Linked DNA regions of Homo sapiens: region 1 is linked to region 2. The links are chromatin loops, found by intact Hi-C in ENCODE. Cell type or tissue: Calu3. All regions are shown on one strand. Each heading gives the region's core, and the rest is flanking DNA. Links, peaks and the distances in the headings are about the cores only. Region 1 overlaps POR (cytochrome p450 oxidoreductase). Region 2 has its middle 12 kb from the start of RHBDD2.

Region 1 (7,269 bases), core at 1,303-6,302, 90 kb after region 2:
CCTCGGGAGGCCGAGGCTGGAGGATCACTCGCGGTTAGGAGCTGGAGACCAGCCCGGCCAACACAGCGAAACCCCGTTTCCACCAAAAAAATACGAGAACCAGTCAGGCGTGGCGGCGCGCGCCTGCAATCGCAGGCACTCGGCAGGCTGAGGCAGGAGAATCAGGCAGGGAGGTTGCAGTGAGCCGAGATGGCAGCAGTACAGTCCAGCTTCGGCTGGGCATCAGAGGGAGACCGTGGAAAGAGGGAGGGGGAGGGGGAGGGGGAGGGACCAGACTTTGTCTCTTAAAAAAAAAAAAAAAAGACTCCCAGGCATAGGAAAGCAGGCATTCACCATAAATCTCATTGTTAACAGGAACTACCTTCATAGCCCAAGGTTTTAGGAATACAGAGACACTCTTGCCAGTCAGGATAGTCCAAGGCTCGTGAATATCAGGAGCCACTCAAGGGCCAGGCCTGGAGACTTGGAACATGCAGGGTTTAGGGCAACCCCCGCCAGCCACACAGCTGGGGAAAGGGTTTGCTGCGAAATGGTCCACTCTTGCGTGCACTTCCTCCCGCCTGCCCCCCGTGCGGTGTCCTTGTGGGATTAGAGGATGTTCCAGCACACTGAGAGTCAGTGGCTGTCATTTTCTCTGTCTTCCAGGGACCCAGTCCCAGCTGCTGCCTTAGCTTGCACCCCAGGACCACCCTGGGCTGGTGCTGACACCACTGGGGGCTGTCTGTTATGTCAGCCCCAGTCCAAGACTGTGGCTGTCTTGGCAGGAACCTGGCTGAGTGAGCCCCTTCTCCTACCCCGTGCAGTGACCATTTCCTGCAGCCCCAGGGGCAAGGCCCAGCATTTAGGTGGGCACCCCAGCCAGCCTCAGGGGCACCCTGCTACCCTCTGCTGACATCTGCTGTTTCTGTCTCCTAACAGTTTCATGATCAACATGGGAGACTCCCACGTGGACACCAGCTCCACCGTGTCCGAGGCGGTGGCCGAAGAAGTATCTCTTTTCAGCATGACGGACATGATTCTGTTTTCGCTCATCGTGGGTCTCCTAACCTACTGGTTCCTCTTCAGAAAGAAAAAAGAAGAAGTCCCCGAGTTCACCAAAATTCAGACATTGTAAGTGCCGCCTCTCAGCCTCCTCTCTCTGTCCCTCTTCTGTCACCACTCCAAGCAGTGTCCTGCATGCGGGCCTCAGGCTGAAAGAAGCAAGGCTCCTTGTAGCATTTTGGGGTGACTCTTGGGTTTTGCCTTCTTGCTAGATTGTGCTTGAGCTCTCCCTTAATCATCTCTTATGTGGGGTTTATAAGGCCCTTTTCTATCTGCTGTTTATATGACCTTCACAGGAAGCACTGCGAAAATGACACCAGTTTACAGATTAAGAACCGGGGGCTCAAGAATGTTAACGGGCCTGCCAGGGTCATTAGCCAGCAATAGCAGCGCTAGAGCTGGAACCCTTTTTTCCATTTATTTATTTATTTATTTATTTGGAGACATGGTCTCACTGTATTGCCCAGGCTGGAGTGCAATGGCGGTGGCACGATCAAGGTTCACTGTAATCTCCACCTCCCAGGCTCAGGCAGTCTTCCCACCTCAGCCTCCCGAGTAGCTGGGACTAAAGGTGTGCACCACTATGCCCAGCTAATTTTTTTTTTTTTTTTTTTGAAGCAGAATCTTGTTCTTTCAACCAGTCTGGAGTACAGCGGTGCGATCTCGGCTCACTGCAACCTCTGCCTCCCAGGCTCAAGCAATTCTTCTGCCTCAGCCTCCTGAGTAGCTTGGATTACAGGTGCCCGCCACCACGCCTGGCTATTTTTTGTATTTTTAGTAGAGACAGGGTCTCACCATGTTGGCCAGGCTGGTCTCAAACTCCTGACCTCAAGTGATCCGCCCACCTCGGCCTCCCAAAGTGCTGGGATTACAGGTGTGAGCCGTTGCGCCCAGTCAATTTTTGTATTTTTTTATAGAGACAGGGATTTGCCATGTCCCGGGCTGGTCTCGAACACCTGGACTCAAGCAATCCGCACACCTTGGTCTCCCAGAGTGTCGGGATTACAGGCGTGAGCCACTGTACCCAGCCTAGAATTGGCATTTTAAAGTCTTTTTAAGGCTGTAGCCACCTGGAAGGCTATGTGCTAATGAGCACAAAATCTTTGGACAGGCCTTATTTTGTTGCTCTTTTAAACTTTTCATGAAGCTTCCTTTTAAGAATAAGTGAAAAAGATGGATTAGTTAAAAGAAAAACGTTAAGGAAATAATAGTATAGATGGTATGTAGACAGAAAAAAATGATACCGAAGGTCTGCCTAAGTGACTGCATCCCTGTCTCTCCAAGATTGATTTCCATAAGCCACACGGAAAAGTCATTCTCCAGATTTTAGGGTCCTGCGGCCAGAATTACTTCCTGCGGTTACGCTTGGCTGTGTTTAACACCAGTCTCAGACTCCAGGGGCCCGCAGCCAGGTTTGAGTGGGGACCTGCCAGGTCAGGTCTGAGCCGAGGGAACTCCAGGGGCACGGGCCTGCTGCCTTCAGGGACTCCCTGGATTTGGCAAGGGGCAGGTCTCAGGGGCAGGATTGGGAGCCATTCTCAGACCAGAACCCCTTTCATTCTGTCTGTCTTCAGGGGACCCAGTCCCAGCTGCAGCCTTAGCTTGCACCCCAGGGCCACCCTGGGCTGGTGCTGACACCAGTGGGGGCCATCTGTCATGTCAGTTCCAGTCCAAGGCTGTGGCTGTCTTGGCAGGAACAAGCCACACAGAAAAGTCATTCTCCAAGGCTGGGCATGGTGAAGCATGCCGCTCACATCAAATCCCGATTCCCTATTCCAATCTGGGTATCAGCCTTCCCCGCCAGAACACTTACAGCCTTCACACCGTAAAGCAGATATTCACACAACACAGTTCTTATACCATGGACAGGGAATTAGTTTTACATTTTTAAAAACTGGGTTCAGGGCCAGGCACAGCGGCTCACGTCTGTAATTCCACCACTTTGGGAGGCCGAGGCGGGAGAAATCACTTGAGGTCAGGAGTTCGAGACCAGCCTGGCCAACATGGCGAAACCCCGTCTCTACCGAAAATACAAAAACTAGCTGGGCGTGGTGGTGCATGCCTGTAATTTCAGCTACTAGGGAAGCTGAGGCAGAAGAATCGCTTGAACCCAGGAGGCAGAGGTTGCAGTGAGCCAAGAATGCGCCACTGCATTCCAGCCTGGGAGACAGAGTCCGTCTCAAAAACAAAACAAAACAAAACAAAACTGGGTTCAATCTTATCTCCATCATTGACTCACTGAGCAAACATTTCCTGAGGCCCTACCTACAGTGTCCCAGACACTATGCTAAGGTGTGTGGCTGCAGCAGTGAAGAAAATAGATGAATGCTGTCTTCATCAAGCTTACGCTCTAGTGGTGAGTGAACCCTGGGCGAGACCTTAACCTCATTCTGCCTCAGTTTCCTCACCTGCTAAATGGAGGCAGTATTCCCAATCTTGTGGGGCTTTTGTCTTAAATGAGGAAGAGTCTATAAACTCACCTAGCACTGCCCCTGAGGGATAGGAGCTGTGTAGTGTTTGCGTTGATCGTATTTCGTGCCAGGCACTATGACGGGCACGATCAGGACCACAGAGCCAGCATTTATGTTAAGCTGGAAAATGAGGGTGTTGCAACATAGTTTTTTTTTTTTTGAGACAGACTTTTGCTCTTGTCACTCAGGCTGGAGTGCAGTGGTGCAATCTCGGCTCACTGCAACCTCCGCCTCCCGGGTTCAGGCGATTCTCGTGCCTCAGTCTCCCGAGTGCCTGGGACTACAGGCACATGCTACCACGCCTGGCTAATTTTTGTATTTTTAGTAGAGACGGGGTTTCACCATGTTGGCCAGGCTGGTCTCAAACTCCCGACCTCAGGTGAGCTGCCTGCCTCTGCCTCCCATAGTGCTGGGATTATAGGCGTGAGCCACCACACCCGGCCACAGCGTACTTTTTAGAAATGCTTTGTGAACTGCTTTAACCTACATTGTCTAATCAGGGCCTCCTTGCAACAGCGCCGTGCGTTAGGTAGCGTGGGTTGCCTCATTTCTGCTCTCAGAGAGGTTATGGGATGTGCCCAGGGCACAGGCTGGAGAGACAGGCTCCGCCAGCTCTAAGAGAGAAGGAATTGGTGTGGGGATCAGACCAAGTCCTGCAGGAGGGGTGTTGGGCAGGTTCTTAAAGGTAGAGCCACACCCTGAAGCTGAAAGGACTTTAGAGCAGAGGGCCCGATATAGGAAGGGCAGATCAGCTGGAATCCAGCCCATCCTGTCCAGGGCTGGTACACGGGGCATTGCTGGTGTGGAATAGTACTTTTGATAAAAAAGCGTAGTAGTACTCAAGATAAAGAGACCAGGGTCCAGGACCCAGCTCCTGAACTGGCCCTTGTTCCCTCATCTGTAAAATGGAAGTTCCGCCCCACCGCCGTGAGTGAGGACGTGGGTTGGCCCTGGGAGCCTGCGGAGCTTGCCACCAAGGGAGGCAGCATTCCTCTCATAGCTCATCTGTTCTCGCTGTCACCTCCCTGGCCTTACAAGAGGAAGTTGACATAAAACCTGTAGACTGTGGGAGCTGTAGGGTCCCAAAGCACTTGTATTTTTTTGTTGATTCTCACTGTTCCTCTTTGCCAGGATGCTGAAATTCTGTTCCCTCCACCTAATCATGATCTTCTAACCTTATGTGTGTGGAGATATGCAGTTTCCAGAGTCTTGTCTCTTCCCTCATTAAATCACACTGGATGCCTGCTGCAGCCAGGGCTTTTACCTGTACGCTGTACAAGACAAATATTTCTAGTACCATGGCTACATTCTGGACCCTGAAGTTGGGTGCTCAAGGTTGAGTACTGACTCTCCCACATTAGCCATCTGACATCAGCCAGGTGACTTGATCTTTCCAAGTCTGTGTCCCCAACTGTAAGCTGGAGGTAGTAGTAGTACTTACCTCATAAGGCTGTGAAAACTGAGTTAATCCATCATAGAGCTCTTTGCTCAGTTCCTGGTGCATAGTAGGCTCTCAGGTGTTATGGATTGTTACTATTTATTTATTTATTTTGAGGCAGGGTCTCACTCTGTCGTTCAGGCTGGAATACGCTGGCACGATCTCGGCTCACTGCAACCTCCGCCTCCCAGGCTCAAGAGATCCTCCCACTTTGGCCTCCCAAGTAGCTGGGACTACAGGCGTGCACCACCACCCTTGGCTAATTTTTATATTTTTTGTACAAATGGACATCTAACAATGTTGCCCAGGCTGGTCTGAAACTCCTGGGCTCAAGCAGTCTGCCTGCCTCGGCCTCCCAAAGTGCTGGGATTACAGGCGTGAGCCACCATGCCTGGAGTGTGTTATTATTTTTATCCTTTTTATTAATACCATCTCCAGTCTTACAAGAGCCCTTCCACGAAGACATGAGCAGCCCATTTTGCGGATGAAGAAACCGAGGTGCCAGGGATTGCAGAGTTTGCCCAAGGCCACCTAACTTCTAAATAGCAGCAGAGTTGGCTTTTGAATGAAGTCTGCAAGCTCCACAAGCCATGTTTTCTCTACTTTGCCATGCTGCTCCTAATTTAGTGTTAATAGGCCTCCTACGATAGTGTTAGTCTCCTAAGATAGTGTTAATAGGCCTGGCATGGTGGCTCACGCCTGTAATCCCAGTGCTTAGGGAGGCTGAGGCACAAAGATTGCTTGAGCCAGGAGTTCAAGACCAGCCTGAGCAACATAGGGAGACCCCCACCCCCCCGCCATCTCTACAATAAACAAAAAAGAGTGGTGTTAATTTGTTAATTTACCGACAAGGAGAGTATTCCTTATCTGAAGTGCTTGCCAGAAGTGTTTCAGATCTTGGACTTTGGAATGTTTGCATTATACTCACCAGATGAGCATTTCTTATCTGAAAATCTGAAATGCTCCAATGATTCTTCCCTTTGAGGATCATGTTGACGCTCAAAAAGTTTCAGATTTCAGATTTTAGATTAGGGACATTCAGCCTGTAGATGTTATTTTACAGAGCAGGAAGTTGGGTGTAGTGGTTCACACTTGTGATCCCAGCTCTTTGGGAGGCCAAGGCAGGAGGATTGCTTAAGCCCAGGAGTTGGAGACCAGCCTGGGCAACGTAGCAAGGCCCTGTCTCTATAAAAAATAGGAGAAAACTGAGGCTCAGAAAGGTCACCTAGCTGATACAACCAGGCCTCAAGCCTAGATCTCCTATTCTAAATCCCACATCAGTGTCCCTGGCTACCGGTATTTCAGTGAGCACAGGTGATTTCTGTTATAGCCACAGAGCAGTAGGGAGTAATAGGGCTTAGTGTGAGGAAGGTATGTGGCCCAGGGCTATATCAGGAACTCTCACCATGATTTCTGGTGGCTTCTAGAATTGGCATTTATTTATTTTGTTTTAGAGACACGGTCTCGCCCTGTCACCCAGGCTGGAGTGCTATGGCGCGATATCAGTTCACTGCAACCTCTGCCTCTGGGGCTCAAGCGATTCTCTTGCTTCAGCCTCCCAAGTTGCTGGGATTACAGGCACCCACCATGATGCCCGGCTAATTTTTGTATTTTTAGTAGAGATGGAGTTTCACCACGTTGGCCAGGCTGGTCTTAAACTCCTGACCCCAAGTGATCCATCCGCCTGGGCGTCCCAAAATACTGGGATTACAGGTGTGAGCCACTGTACGGGGCCAAACACATTTTTAAAACAAAAAACCCAGTGGGATTTTTGTTGGAATTGGATTGAATCTGTATATTAATATGGGAAGAGTTGACATCCTACAATATTGAGCTTTCTATTCCATGAACATTGTTTTATCCCTCCCGGGGAGGTCTTTTGGACTGTTTGTAATAGCAATTAATGACTTGTTAGAGAGGAGTGGTAATGAGCAACAAGTTCTTTTTCATAATAATAGTAGCAGTAATGATAATAAATGGCTCTTCCTGCCAGGTGTGGTGGCTCACGCCTGGAATCCCACACTTCAGGAGGCCGAGGCAGGTGGATTGCTTTGAGCCCAGGAGTTCAAGATCAGCCTGGCAACATGACGAAACCCTGTCTCTACGGAAAAAATACAAAAATTAGCCAGGCACGGTAGCATACGCTTGTAGTCCCAGCTACTCAGGAGGCTGAGGTGAGAGGATCACCTGAGCCTGGGATGCCAAGGCTGCCGAGCGCCGAGCTCACACCGCTGCACTCCAGCCTGGGCGACAGAGCAAGACCCCCTCTCAAAATAATAATAATAATAATAATAATAATATATAATAATGACTCTTTCA
Region 2 (5,946 bases), core at 1-5,000:
TCATCTCTTTCCAGGATTCCTGCACCACCTACAGAAAATGGTGAGATGAGCCAGACAGGTAGCTCATGCCTGTAATCCCAGCACTTTAGGAGGCTGAGGTGGGTGGATCACTGGAGGTCAGGAGTTCGAGACCAGCCTGGCCAACATGGTGAAACCCTGTCTCTATTAAAAATACAAAAAACTCGCCGGGCATGCTGGTGGGCACCTGTAGTCCCAGCTACTGGGAGGCTGAGGCAGGAGAATTGTTTGAACCTGGGAGGCAGAGGATGCAGTGAGCCAAGATCACACCACTGCACTCCAGCCAGGGTGACAGAGCAAGACTCTAGTTTCAAAAAAAAAAAAAGGGAAGAAAAAAAATGGTGAAATGAACCATTTTCACTCTTGCCTCCTTCCACACAACAGCCAGAGTAATCTTTTTTGTTTCTTTTTAAATTAATTAATTTTTTTTTTGAGTCAAGGTCCTACTGTGTCTCACTCAGGCTAGAGGGCAGTGGCATGATCATAGCTCACCGTAGCCTTGACCTCCTTGGCTCAAGCGATCCTCCTGCCTCAGCCCCCTAAGTAGTTGGGACTACAGGCACACATCACCATGCATGGCTAACATAAAAAATATTTTTGTAAAGACAGTATCTCACTATGTTGCCAAGGCTGGTCTTGTACTCCTGGACTCAAGAGATCCTCCTGCATCAGCCTCCCAAAGCAATGTGATTACAGGCATGAACCACTGTGCCTGGCCTGTTTCAAAATATATATATATTTGAGACAGGGTCTCTCTCTGTCACCCAGGCTGGAGTGTAGTGTTGTGAACATAGCTCACTGTAGCCTCGAACTCCCAGGCTCAAGTGATCCTCCCACCTCAGCTTCCCAAAGTGCTGGGATTACAGACATGAGCCACTGTGCCTAGCCTCTCCTATACCTTTTAAAGCCTTTTGTTATTTGTGTAACATACTATAATCACTGTTAGGAACCTTGCCTCTCTCAATAAAATATTTTAGGTAGCATTCTGTATGGATACTAGCTTCCTTAGTTTGGGGTTTTTTTTTTTTTTTGGTTTTATGACTGCAGAGGATTACTTCAAAAGGACACACCATAATTTATTGGCCAGGCATGGTGGCTCATGCCTGTAATCCCAGCACTTTGGGAGGCTGAGGTGGGTGGATTACCTGAGGTCAGGAGTTTGAGACCAGCCTGGCCAACGTGGTGAAACCCCGTCTCTACTAAATACAAAAAATTAGCAGGTCATGGTGGCACACACCTGTAATCCCAGCTATTTGGGAGGCTGAGGCAGGAGAATCGCTTGAATCTGGGAGGCGGAGGTTGCAGTGAGCTGAGATCCCACCACAGCAATATGTCTCAAAAAAAAAAAAAAAAAGGACGCGCCATAATTTATTAATCATTCCCACATTGATCGACATCTGGGTCATCTCTAATCATTTATTCTGGCAGTCAATGCTGCAATGAATAACTTCTTAAACCACTTTGCACTTAAGCAAGGATATCTACAAGTTAGAATCCTAGAAGTGAAATTGATCAAATATATGTACATTTGTCATTTTGATAGATATTGTCAGATTCCCTTCTATAGAAATTGCACCCAGCTGGGTGCGGTGGCTCATGACTGTAATCCCAGCCTTTTGGGAGGCCAAGGCAGGTGGATCACCTGAGGTCAGGAGTTCGAGACTAACCTGACCAATATGGTAAAAGCTCGTCTCCACTAAAAATACAAATATTACCCAGGTGTGGTTGTGGGTGCCTGTGGTCCCAGCTACTTGGGCGGCTGAGACAGGAGAATTGCTTGAACCCAGGAGGCAGAGGTTGCAGTGAGCCGAGATCGCGCCACTGCACTCCAGCCTGGGTGACAGAGGGAGACTCCATCTCAAAAAACAAACAAACAAAAATTAGCCAGCCGTGCTGGCGTGCACCTATAATCCTAGCTACTCAGGAGGCTGAGGCAGGAGAATCACTTGAACCTGGGAGATGGAAGCTGCAGTGAGCCGAGATTGCACCACTGCACTCCAGCCTGGGTGACAGAGCGAGAGTCGGTCTCAAAAAAAAAAAAAAAAATTGCACCCATTTTCGATCTCATCAGCAATGTTTTTGAGTGCTTGTTTCCCATTCCTTCGAAAATATAAATGGGTCATTAGTCATTACCCTCCCAGCTTAACCTCTCTAAGCAACTTCCCACTGTCCTTGGAAACAGCATCTACTTTCCTCGCCATGGCCTCCAAGGGCTTGCCTACACTATTTGACTCCTGCCTGTCTCGCTTCCCATGCCCTGCTGAAGGCAAGTGTTGGACACATCTAAGGGATGCCAGCCAGCAGGGTTGGGAGGGAGTTGGCATTTCTTCCCAAGGGGATGTGTGCTTGGGCAGTGGACCTGCAGACTGTGCCCATCCTATGAATGTGGGGAAAGAGAGCATGGCACATGAATGCTAGGGAAGGCAGGCTGCAGTTTCATAACTTTGGGGGATTGCCCGAAGGTACGATGGACCTGGGGAAATTGGGGCATTGGGGTGCCTGTTTAAAGCCATCGTCTGTAAGTGAGCCATGTCACAGGCCAGCCAGCAGAGGACAGTATTCTGCTTTGGGATGAGGCCATTTCTCCATCAGACCAGAGGAAGCCAAACCCAGCTGTCCATCTACCACGGGGCAGTGAGGACCCGGCGTGGGGGCTGCAGAGCAGTTAAATGAGCCGGAGTCCGCAGCTGGCAACCAACCCCTGCGTTCTACCGATGACAGCCTCCTGTTGAACAAGGAGCCGCACTGCTCCCTGGGGCACGGGCCTGAGAAGCTGGGACCACCCGGGGTTGGGGGCTGGAGGGACCTGATGTCCTGCTCCCCTGGGATGCCCAGGTGGTGGATGAGGTCCAGGTCCCACCCAACCCTCAACCATTCCATCCCTGCAGTCATTCCGTGCCTTCCCAAGGTGTCTGCAGATGTGCAGTGGAGGTTGGGGGTCAATCCAGGAACCACCCGAGAACTGGCTAAGTGGGATGCCTGGCACTGGTCCCAGAGCTGTCTCAGCTGTGCAAAGTGAGATATCACCTTCTAAACCCTACGATGCACCTGTAAAGGGAAAATGTGAAATCTCAGAACCCCCGAAACTTATGCCACAGGGAAAGCTAAGCTTAAAGGCTGAGTCACGCAACACACTCTCTCTCTGTCTGTCTGTCTATCTGTCTGTCTGTCTCTCTCTCTCTCTCTCTCTCTCTGTGTGTGTGTGTATGTTAGACAGGGTCTTGCTCTGTCACCCAGGCTGGAGTGCAGTGACGCAATCATGGCTCACTGTTGCAGCCTGGACCTCCTGGGCTCAAACAATCCTCCCTCCTCAACCTCCCAAAGTGCTGGGATTACAGGCATGAGCCACTGCACCCAGCCGGGAAGAAGTATTGATACAAGCAACAACATGATGAATGTCAGATCATCTGGCTGAGTGAACGAAACTAGGCCAAAACCACAAGTGCATATTATACGATTCCATTCATATAACATTTTAGAAAATCTAAACGAATCTACAGTGACACAAAGCAGCCATTGGTTGCCTGGGGATAAAGAAGGCAGGGATTATAGAGTAGAAGGGATTATAGAGGGGTGAGATATAATTTTTGGGGGTGGTGGGTATGTCATTATCTAAATTGTGGTGATAGTTTCATGGGTGTGTGTATATATATATGTATGTATATGTATATATATGTGTATATATGTATGTATATGTATATATGTGTATATATATGTGTGTATATATATATGTCAAAATGTATCAAAATCTATACTGTAATTATATGTAGTTTATTGTAAGTAAATCAAACCTTTTTGGTTTTTTCAAGATGGAGTTTCATTCTGTTGCCCAGGCTGGAGTGCAGTGGCACAATCTTGGCTCACTGCAACCTCCACCTTCTGGGTTCAAGCGATTCTCTTGCCTCAGCCTCCCGAGTAGCTGGGACCACAGGTGCCTGCCACCACACCTGGCTAATTTTTGTATTTTTAGTAGAGACGAGGTTTTGGCATGTTGACCAGGCTGGTCTTGAATTCCTGACCTCAAGCAGTCCTCCTGCCTTGGCCTCCCAAAGCGCTGGGATTACAGGAGTGAGCCACCACACCCGGCCTCAGTAAATAAAATTTTAATAAAACTTTTTTTTTTAATGCCAATATAGTCATGTCTGTAATCCCAGTGCTTTGGAAGGCCAAGGCAGGAGGATTGCTTGAGGCCAGGAGTTCGAGACCAGCCTGGGCAATATAGCTAGAACTTCTGTTTACCAAAAAAATGCTGATGTGTCAAAAATAAATATTTTTCATCACTGGCTCAAATTTTAATATCTTCCTTTGCCATGTATACTGCATGAGGTGGGGAATGGGGGAATGGAATAATTTGGGAAAGTAAAGATGATCAAGGCTCAGTGTTAATTCTACAATATATTGCTTTCATTGCCTTAACCATGCATGCTTATTACAGCAAAGTCAGAACAAGGTTGAGACGGGGTCTCGCCGTGTCGCCCAGGCTGGAGTGCAATGGCGTGATCTCGGCTCACTGCAGCCTCTGCCTCCCAGGTTCAAGCAATTCTCCTACCTCAGCCTCCTGAGTAGCTGGGATTACAGGCGCGTGCTACCACGTCCGCCTAACTTTTTGTATCTTTAGTAGAGACGGGGTTTCACCATGTTGGCCAGGCTGGTCTCGAAGTCCTGACCTCGTGATCCACCTGCCTCGGCCTCCCGAAATGCTGGGATGACAGGCGTGAGCCACAATGCCCAGCCTATAACATTTTTATAAATGTTTTTGAGTGAATGGAGAAATTAATTACTCTGTTCTGTGATGCTTGGTGTTTGTCAGCTTTAAATCCCCCATAGCACTCAGATCTTAGAGACAGAACTTTGGTCTTTATGGGTGAATTACAACCAATTCCATTTACATTACTTTCATTTCTCTATATGCTAAAGTTACCTTTTTTTTTTTCTTCAGTCTATTGCCCAAGCTGGAGTGAGGTGGTGCGATATCAGCTCATTGCAGCCTCCAACTTTTGGGCTCAAGCAATCCTCCCACCAGCCTCCCGAGTAGCCAGGACTACAGGCATGCGCTACCATGCCAGGCTTATTTTTAAAATTTTTTGTAGAGATGGAGTCTCACTATGTTGCCCAGATTGGTCTCAAACGCTTGGCCTCAAGCGATCCTGCCTCAGCCTCCTAAAGCACTGGGATTACAGACGTGAGCTACTTATTGATAAATTTCTGGATTATAGAAGGTCATATAGGTTTAAATTGATAAATTGAAACCAGCAGATTTCTGGCATTTAGAATGCTTCCTCAACACCTTTCCAAGAAGGCTGGCTGTGGCCAGGCATGGTGACTCAAACCTATAATCCCAACACTTTGGGAGGCCAAGGCGGGTGGATCACCTGAGGTCAGGAGTTTGAGATCAGCCTGACCAACATGGTGAAACCCTGTCTCTACTAAAAATACAAAAACATTAGCCAGGCGTGGTGACGGGTGCCTATAATCCCAGCTACTCAGGAGGCTGAGGCAGAAGCATCGCTTGAACCTTGTAGGTGGAGGGTACAGTGAGCCAAGATCACGCCACTGCACTCCAGCCGGGGGGATAAAGTAAGACTCCATCTCAAAAATAAAAATAAAAATAAAATAAATAGAAACCAGCACATTTCTAGTATTTAGAATGTTTCCTCAACATCTTTCCAAGAAGGCTGGCTGCCTTGCAGGAATTTCAGCACACGTGCCCACAAATACAGGACCAATGCCTTTGCCGCCTGGGTTATACTCTACACTTGAGCTGCTCTTGTTTTTATATTATAGACTGCTGTTCATTTAGCTTCGTCATGATTGATTCGTTTGTGGTGGGTTGCTTGTCCTGCTGTAGAATGTGTAGTAAGATCTATTTGCTTCAAAAGTGGTTTGGAGCCAGGTACGGTGACTCACACCTATAACCACAACACTTTG

What was found. A loop is a pair of places that touch in the nucleus more often than their neighbours do. Peaks named below come from ENCODE experiments on the same cell type or tissue, not always from the same donor. Only the 100,000 strongest peaks of a DNase experiment are listed, where the experiment ranks them.
Region 1: a loop joins it to region 2, with 3 times the contacts of the local background. A loop is called at or near these places in 13 of 110 quality-filtered maps.

What each region holds. Positions count from the first base shown.
Region 1 is chr7:75,953,071-75,960,339 of GRCh38, forward strand. POR (cytochrome p450 oxidoreductase) reads left to right here. Exons shown (of 16, transcript NM_001395413.1): 2 at 919-1,110. The coding sequence starts at 932. Among named protein-coding and RNA genes, the nearest start is that of SNORA14A, 13 kb to the left of the region's middle. RefSeq lists a silencer at 5,761-6,055. In Calu3, for the core only: no CTCF peak of the experiment used is centred there; DNase peaks (open chromatin) are centred at 4,161 and 4,451.
Region 2 is chr7:75,864,079-75,870,024 of GRCh38, forward strand. No RefSeq gene overlaps it. Among named protein-coding and RNA genes, the nearest start is that of RHBDD2, 12 kb to the right of the region's middle. RefSeq lists an enhancer at 2,453-2,747. In Calu3, for the core only: a CTCF peak has its summit at 2,563 (motif pointing right); a DNase peak (open chromatin) is centred at 2,573.